Regions from separate parts of the Homo sapiens genome. Here region 1 is linked to region 2. Evidence: chromatin contacts called from ENCODE Hi-C or POLR2A ChIA-PET data. All regions are on one chromosome and are shown on one strand. Each heading gives the region's core, a stretch centred on a gene start or an enhancer-like site at or near the end of the contact. The rest is flanking DNA. Distances are from core to core; before and after follow the strand shown. Region 1 holds the start of MAP9 (microtubule associated protein 9). Region 2 overlaps NR3C2 (nuclear receptor subfamily 3 group C member 2).

Region 1 (4,146 bases), core at 1,520-4,019, 7.0 Mb after region 2:
GGGCATGGTGGCGGGCACCTGTAGTCCCAGCTACTCAGGAGGCTGAAGGAGGAGAATCACTTGAACCTGGGAGGTGGAGGTTGCAGTGAGCCGAGATTGCACCACTGCACTCCAGCTTGAGCAACTGAGCGAGACTCCATCTCAAAAACAAAAACAAACAAACAAAAACACCAAGTTTAGAATTCTGTATGCTTATACCTGAAACTAAAATGTTAATATGTTTACATAGCTAAGAGAAACCAAATTATAATAGTACTGATATATGAAACACGAAGAGTCTGTGGTTTTTAAATTTACCCCTTATCACAGCCAAAAAAAATCTGATTTATAGCAAGCTTTATAAAAGCACTTCTAATGTGCACCGAAGTTTAGTTCTGTGGGACTAGTTACTAACTAGCTGTAGCACCTCCTAGGGTTGATCTTAAAGATGAACCTGTCTTCTTCAATGTGGTTTACCACTGGCAGCCATCCTTTTACTGCAAACCTGCCATCAATTAATTTATATTTTCGTATACACATTCAGAAAACAAAACAACAATAAAAAAAGAAAATCATACAACTTCCTGAAAATTAAGAGTGGCTTTCTACTAATTAAAAAGTTGAAAATCTAAAATTAGTGAATGCTTAGGTATTATTTTAACATACGTGATTGAGGGGATGGGTGGTTGGGGGGCTGGCTAAATACAAAACTAAGGAAGCAAAAAGAAGAAAAGTGGTTCACGTTTCCATACTGTCACATACCAATCTCATCACTGTCAAAGTCATCTGAGTATTCAGAACTCCTTTGTCTGGCTGAGCGAGCTGTAATTGCTCTTATTAGCTCATCCTGAAATGAGATACTGAAATCAATTTCCATCCAAACATGGAGGTATCATATTCACAAGTAATTCTTTAAACAAACAATGCTTGATTAACGACTGCTTTCAAACTTAGGTTTCATTCATCTAACAAATATTTCCTGCAAGCTCACTTTATGCCATGTACCCACTTTACGCCTCATACTCAATGCAGAGCATCACAGACAAGAGCCCTTCCTCATGGAGCTCGCAGTTTAACTAGAGGAGACACACATTATGGAACAAATTAATTGCAGGTTATAATTAGAGCTGGAGGGTAACAAATAAGAAGGGGCTCAATTTAGATTATAATTTATTAAAAACTGGTATTTTGAAAGAAATTGGTATTTTTAAGAGCTTTTGTCTCGGCATATTTCAGAAATGGATGCAATCAATATTGCAAACTTAGAGGCTGAGTTCAAAATTGCAGTGACTCAACAGAAAAAAAAACTTAAACATTATGTTACAACAGAAAAAAAAGTTTTTATATAAAAATGGCAATTTAAGGTTGCGATTCAACTTTTAACTTAGTAGGAAACTAGTATTGAGGCTACTTTGGTAGTCTTAAAACCATATAGGGGAGTTTGTAATACTGGATGGAGCCCAAACATGATCATGTGCAAAACCTCAAAAGTAATATAAGATTTACCCCTGCTTTATATAGGACTGTTCTAGAATCACCAATTTCAACCCATCTAATACAGTGTTTACACTGTGAAATGATTCCAAATAAAAATACTTTACCTGGAAAGTAGTTCTTTTGGTAACTTTTGGACTCTTTGTATATGCCAAAGTGGTGCTAAAAACTTCATCAGACATAGTGTATTTTTTCTCGTTACCTTTATAAAATAGCTAATTATTAGAATTCAACTTCTGATAGTAGCTGAAATATACAAAACAAATCAGACTTCGCATGCTTCAGAATTTATTTTATTACATTTGATTCTACTCTCCCCACAAAGGTCAAAGAAAAGCATCTGATATGAACATTGGGCTACATCTTCACTTAAAAAGGTTCTTGTAAAGAAATAGCAAATTCTCATAACAAGCTTGTTTAAAAAAATTCAAATGGAAGTTATCCTAAAATAGTTTTGCAACTACTTAAAAAGTCTGCAAATAAATGATTACAAGTTAATACGACAAAATGCTGCCAATTAAAATAGAACACCTTATTTTTCACCTCTCTTCTAAAGTATAACATTGCCTTCAAAATAAGTCACGTCTTATTTAAAAGGCCATCAAAAGGATCGTCGGCGTAAAAATTATGAGCACCACCACCAAAAAAAAAATGTATCTATATATTTGCATACAGCGCTATTCAAAGAAAAAGATCGTAATGCTAACCCGCAAACAGCCAGCGAGATGTATTGCAAGCCAATTTTTCCTCTCACAAAAGTGTTAAAGAGAGCCAGACAAAACGACGAAGCTTTCGCGATGAGCCGCATTAAAATCGCGGTTTCCCGTACTCGGAGCAGAGGCCTGGCAGGGCCGCCCATAGCGTTGTGCGCCCCGGGTTCCGTTCCCTACCAGGCCAGGTGACGTCCGGGTGCTCGCCGCTCCTCACCGCGCCGTATGCTGAGCACCAGCGAACGCCAGGCCCGTGCACGTCCAAGCGCGGTCTCTGTCCGGATCCCCCATGGCCCCCAGGTCCCGCTTTCTGTTCCCGGCCCCGGACGCCCGCGGCCAGTTCTCCGCGACCCTGAGAATCAAGAGCCAAGCATCGGGTAGGAGCTGCTCACCTTGGTCTGGGCCTGGCGGCGCCCGCAGAGCCGGTCCTGGACCGAGCGAGGAGGAGGGGCTAATAACAGAGGCGGAGGGCGGTTGCTAGGAAACAGCGTCTTCGGGAGGAAGTGACTTCCCCACCGCCGGGTCTCTCGGGTACCCAACACCGCTCTTCGGCCCAACGTGTCGCTGGGGCAACCACCCAGACGAAGGAAGTGACATCACCTTCCTGGGTCTTTGGAGAGGGGCTCATTATTGGTCGCTTGTGTGCATGTGCTGTTGCCTAGGAGACAGGACCCGCCCAACTCCCACCCAGATAGCCTTACTCTTGCCAATAGAGTAAGGGTCCTTATCTGCACGTGTTGCAAATAAAGCACATTCGTCGTTTTGCCACAGTTAGGACGTGAAGTTCTCTGAATCGAAGTACGGTGTCAGTGGATGGGACAGAATAGTACGGTAGTGAGTTTGCAGAACCCTGTTTCCGACTGCAGGTTTGAATCCTGGTACCCCTTTCCTACACACGTGATTGTCCCAAGTTAAGGTCTTTATGACTCAGTTTCTTCTTCTGGGGGAAAACAAAAGTGTACTAATAATAGACACCTGAAAGGTTGCTGTAAAATTGAATGAAATAATACAAGTGGAACACTTGGAAGAGTGCCTGGAATTGTATTCGATATTAGATATGCTCTTCATGCAACTAAGCCGCAAAGGGCCTGGAGAGACCTCAGCTCTTGTGGACACAACTGAAAGCCCATTTGACATCTTACTTGAATGTAAAACTCCCCCTCTTTGTATACTTAGTGAGTAATCTTATTCCAATCAAACCAAACAAAATGATCCACTAGGCTAAAAGAGCATGTGCTACTAAAGTAAACAAAATCAACATCATTTAATTCGCATAGGAAATTCTTAAAGCAAATAAAAACCAAAAACGTTTATTGAAAGTCTTTAAAATAATATGAATTTTTACTATTTTTAATTTTTAAAAAGCTTAATCCTAGTTGAATTATCTGAATGAATTCATTGACTAGTAATTAAACTCATACCTGGTATTTTTTCCACATCTCTAAAATATGTTAATATTTCACTAATTCAATTTTGTATAAACAAATCACATTGAGATAGAAATTTAATAAATCAATGTATTGAAAAACTAAATGTGCATAACAAGAAATAAGAAATTTAGTAAAATACAATGCTGTATTAATCAGGGTTCTCTAGATGGACAGAACTAATAGTATATATATATTATATTATATATATTATATAATATATTATATATATAATATATATTATATAATATATTATATATATATGTCCACTCATCTGTATCCATTTATGAAGCTGAAAATGTACACCACCTCTACACACACATACCCAGAATAGAAAATGCTCCCTATTTTCTATTAACTCATGGCACTACTGTTGAACCCTTCCAGGTTCACCTCATGCTCCTGGAACCTCCTTTCCACTGTAAAACATTCTCTCACTTTTTCCTCTATAATCGCATTCTTATCTTAGCTAAGCAAAACTATTTTCTGAATAAACTATCTCCCTGAGGGCTTTTCAAATAGGGACTGCTGTAGAA
Region 2 (4,464 bases), core at 1,957-4,456:
TTATTTGTTTGTCTTTCTAAGGGAAGCCAAGTTCCACTAAGATATTCAACCCTCCAATGCTGATGGCACTCTTCCTTCTACTTAGAAGCCTCTCTTGGCTCTCTCTCCCCGCCTTCTCCCACTGGTAAAATCCTACCAATTGTTTAAGCCTTGCTCAACTCTACCTTCTTAGGCAGTCTTGCACAATCTCACCTATTGAAATCCATTGTTCCATCTACATCACACTCAGATTTTTCTGATTTACAACCAACTATCCTGTATCATGCCTTACATTCTTGTTATCCAGGTAGGTATATGCTTCTCCCAAGCAGAGTACCTTGGATTCCCAACAAAGGTTTGCTGACTTGAACTAAAGGATGACTTTTTTTTTCTTTTTTTTTTTTTAGATGGAGTCTCGCTCTGTCACCCAGGCTGGAGTACAGTAGCGCAATCTTGGGTCACTGCAACCTCTGCCTCCCAGGTTCAAGCGATTATCCAGCCTCAGCCTTCCAAGTTGCTGGAGCTACAGGCACGTGCCACCATGCCTGGCTAATTTTTTGTATTTTTTTAGTAGAGATGGGGTTTTACTGTATTGGCCAGGATGGTCTCCATCTCCCGACCTTGTAATCCACCTGCCTCGGCCTCCCACAAAGTGTTGGGATTATAGGCATGAGCCACCGCGCCCGGCCAGGATGACATTTTTAATGTTAAAATTGAAGTTAAGTATAGTCACACACACAATCTAATTTAAACTCAGTTAATAGGATATATCTGTGAAACAGACATCCTATTATCCTTATTCTAGAAGCAAGAAAATTCAGAATCAGAACATTTTGGTGAGTTATCCTAGGAATGAAAACTCTTGGACAACAGAACCAGGATTTAAATGCAGGTCTGCACTCCAAGCCTTGCACAGACCTCTACAGCTGCCTTTTGAGATATGAAATGGTATCCTCCATCTAGATTTTATCTGTACTGGAACATCTTCAGAATTACCAAATATCCTAATCTGTAAGCCATTTTTACTCACATTCTCTCTATGAATGATATCAAATAACAATAGCCTATCATAAAAGAAAAATGATCCTAAAATCAGTGGGAACTAAGGATACAAGAAAAATTTCCTCAAGTTATGCAACACTCTACACCTACATTCTTTGAATATAAATTAAATATTCACTACATTAGAATATCATGTTCTCATTATTCATAAATTCCAGTCTCTTAAAAAGGCAAAATAATCATAGAATTTTGTCTAGACTCTTCACATTGGAAGCAACTTCTAAGAAGGCCTAGTCCTACTCATTATTTCACAGATGAGGAAACCGGGCCCAGAAAGACTCAATATCCTCAAGGTCAGATTATTATTCAATGAAGGCCAGGGTAAGAAGCTTGCCTCTTAACTCCCAGCTTAATAACTTTATCCAGTATACAGGTGAAACTGTACATGAAAATTCTAGAGAAAATAGAAAAAATAACAATTGTTAATTATATATGTCAATGTATAAAAGAACTTCCTGGATGCTCAGACCTCAGTATAATAACCTAAATTTTCATTTGTGTAAGGGAACTGAGGCAAAGTAGCCAATATTTTACCCAAGTTTTAAAATTATTTTCAATCAGTCCAATGAAAATCCCCCTAAAATTAAAAATATATGACACTACTGAAAAATTCATCCCAGTAACTGGTAGAGCAGCTTAGTAGAAGCAGGCTCCCTATCTCTGGTTAATCACCTGTGCTTTCTGAAATCCCCCTGTATCTCCCAAAAAGACTGACACAAAATCTGATTATAAACATAACACCCTCTACTTTTCATTATATCTGAAAACAAGACAAATATCCTTGTATTTACATCTAGTGAGATTTCCTTCTTAAAAGAAAACAGATTAATGAGTGAAATGAAAAAGTAAATATGTTGTCACGTGGCTACTGTATAAAATAATTTTAATGGTCAGTGCATTGGGTAAAGACAATAAATAAAATCTTATTTTGATGTTTTGAAAAAATAATTACAATATACATTTAATTTCTACTCAGACCTAGAAGTTTCCCTGTACAAAATTCATCAATAAAACTGCAAAATCGGCTGGATGCAGTGGCTCACGCCTGTATCCTCACCACTTTGGGAGGCCGAGGTTGGCGTATCACTTGAGGTCGGTAGTTCGAAACCAGCCTGGCCAACATGGTGAAACCCCATCTCTACTAAAAATACAAAAATCAGCCAGGCGTGGTGGTGGGCACCTATAATCCCAGCTACTCGGGAGGCTGAGACAGGAGAATTGCTTGAACCCGGGAGGTGGAGGTTGCAGTGAGCTGAGATTGCACCACTGCACTCTGGCCTGGGCGACAGAGCAAGACTCTATCTCAAAGAAAGAAAAAAAAAAAAACCCTGCAAAATTTAAAGTATTTGACAAGATGGTATTTATATCAAAAATTTAAAATATATTTGACAAGATGGTATTTACATCAAAAATGTATCTACTGATTTCTGACATCTCTCTTTTTTGTGAGAGGCATGTCATTTTAATAATGCAGATCCTTGGTGTTTTGCTCGTCTATTTTAATACGCATAGCAAATAATTCTTTCAAAAAATACAAAATTTCCAAGCTTTTTCTTGAATTAAAAAAAACAGTTTCAAAAGAGACACACCCTACAGCTGAAAAGCAGAACTCCGCACCCTTCCCTGTGCCTCTTTTCAACTCAGTTGCAGCCATACAAATTCCAACACAAGGGGAAGCAAGTTACTAATGTCAAAAATAATGCAGGTGCATTAAAAATGAAATCTAAGACCAAAGTATTCTAAGATCACTATAAGTGAAACCAAGATAATATCTCTGACATTAACAAAAGAGAATTAGGAAGTCACCAATACAAAATCAATTTTTAAAGTAGAATGCTATTAACAAATATTATGAATTCAACTCAGTTCTCATCCCACTTTTCTACTTCAGTCCTTTACATTGGTCATGAAAGGACATAGCTCTTTTAAAATTTAAGAATAATAACGTTATTCTGCTTATTTTAAAAGAAATCTATTCAAGGTCAGGAGTAAGGCAAAAAAAAAAAAAAAAACCCACGACGACTGGGCATTTTAACCACAACAACTGTTTTTCTCTCTTGCCATAGATGAAACTCTTTGGTGTAGAAGGAGAAAGTAAATAAAAGGAAGGAAGAACTGTAATTCTTGAGCCTGTGCCAGTTTACAGTATTTAAAAAAAAGAATCTGCGCCACAGCTTGGCAGTTGGCCATATTTACAGTAAGCTATCTAGTGTTTTGCCCAACAGGAAGAACAAAGGGCTCAGTGTAGTGCTGCTGGTTTTGTGTGTTTCAAATATTGTAGAAAGAAAGAAGGAATGTAGCCCCACATGCAATAGACCCTTTCCTTTTTACATTTCTCTGTCCTCAGTGACTCTCAAAATATGGCCAAATGAGTCTTTAAAAGGGTAAGAGAGAGCTCCAAGAGTTTTAGCTTAAACTTTCAGTAATCATTTATTTTACTTATAAAAATGCAACCTATCTATTAATTTAGTTTTAACTTTAGAATTTCAAAAGCTTAAGCATGATGTTTGGCAGTACAGGTAGTTCTGCCGTCCAAGGGCAGCTAAACCTGAAACAAAAGCTTTAACTAAAATTTTGTTGGTAAGATTTAATACATATCCTTATGTTATTAGAAATTTTTAAAAATAGACTAAATAACAGAAAAATTATATTAGAGAGTCAATCAGTACTTTAATACAGGATATTCCTAATTTATTTTCAGTAATGAAAACTTAGTTTTATAACCAACATATTAAAATCAACAACAAAAACTCTTTTTCCTCAAAGTTATACTTTTTTTGAAATTATGCCCAAATAAAATGGAAATTAAAATTAAGTATACTAATATTTCAATTTCTTTACATATTATATCTGGGGTAACATATTTGCTTAGGTCACACTTTTTAAATCTTGACTACCAATATAAAAGACAACATATTTCTAATTTAACTTTTAGTTTTCTCACTGACATTTTATTCTGGTAGGGAAGGAAGACAAAAGAAAGGTAAATACATATGATGTATAGATTATTAGATAGTGATTGTTGCTAAAGAGAAAAAATAAACGAGGAATGAGGGGATGTGATTTGGGGCAGGAAGAAGAGTATAAAATTTTAGATAAGAGTTCAAGGAAAGTGTCTCAGGAGGTGAATGTGGCATCCACACCTGCATGGTATGAGGGCACTAGCCTGTGGCTAATGTGGAGAAGAAAACTTAATGATGGTGTTTCCTATGGAATAAACATGTCTTTTCAATTATTGTGAAGCTCTTCCCAAAAGTAGGGGACAGCAAAGAGAGTTTTATTTAAAAATAGATGCTGTCCACAAACTGAGACAAGGGATTGGCTCAGTGGCAGAGGGGGCACAGCAACTGGCAAGAATGTGAAAGAGAAAAGGTAAGGAAAAAGCAGATGAATTTGGGGGAAGCAGCAAAGCAGTAGGCAGCT

The links. Hi-C counts contacts between places; a loop is a spot of excess contacts on that map. ChIA-PET counts read pairs that join two places held with the same protein, here RNA polymerase II (POLR2A).
Region 1: a map of CD8-positive, alpha-beta T cell shows a loop between it and region 2 (18-fold over the local background). The contact joins the promoter of MAP9 here to the enhancer-like site in region 2. A Hi-C loop is called at or near these places in 1 of 168 maps with a recorded cell type or tissue (CD8-positive, alpha-beta T cell). POLR2A ChIA-PET finds 5 or more read pairs at or near these places in 1 of 52 experiments (CD4-positive, alpha-beta T cell).

What each region holds. Positions count from the first base shown.
Region 1 is chr4:155,374,196-155,378,341 of GRCh38, forward strand. MAP9 (microtubule associated protein 9) reads right to left here and starts at 2,770. Exons shown (of 14, transcript NM_001039580.2): 1 at 2,576-2,770; 2 at 1,581-1,719; 3 at 742-826. The coding sequence starts at 1,655. RefSeq lists an enhancer at 2,223-2,652.
Region 2 is chr4:148,373,110-148,377,573 of GRCh38, forward strand. All of the region lies in intron 2 of NR3C2 (nuclear receptor subfamily 3 group C member 2), which reads right to left. Among named protein-coding and RNA genes, the nearest start is that of NR3C2, 67 kb to the right of the region's middle. Within about 2 kb of position 3,207, at least 8 of the 41 ENCODE cell types and tissues checked have a DNase peak (open chromatin) inside an H3K27ac peak, as active enhancers do; they include CD4-positive, alpha-beta T cell and CD8-positive, alpha-beta T cell, where a contact is called at or near this core.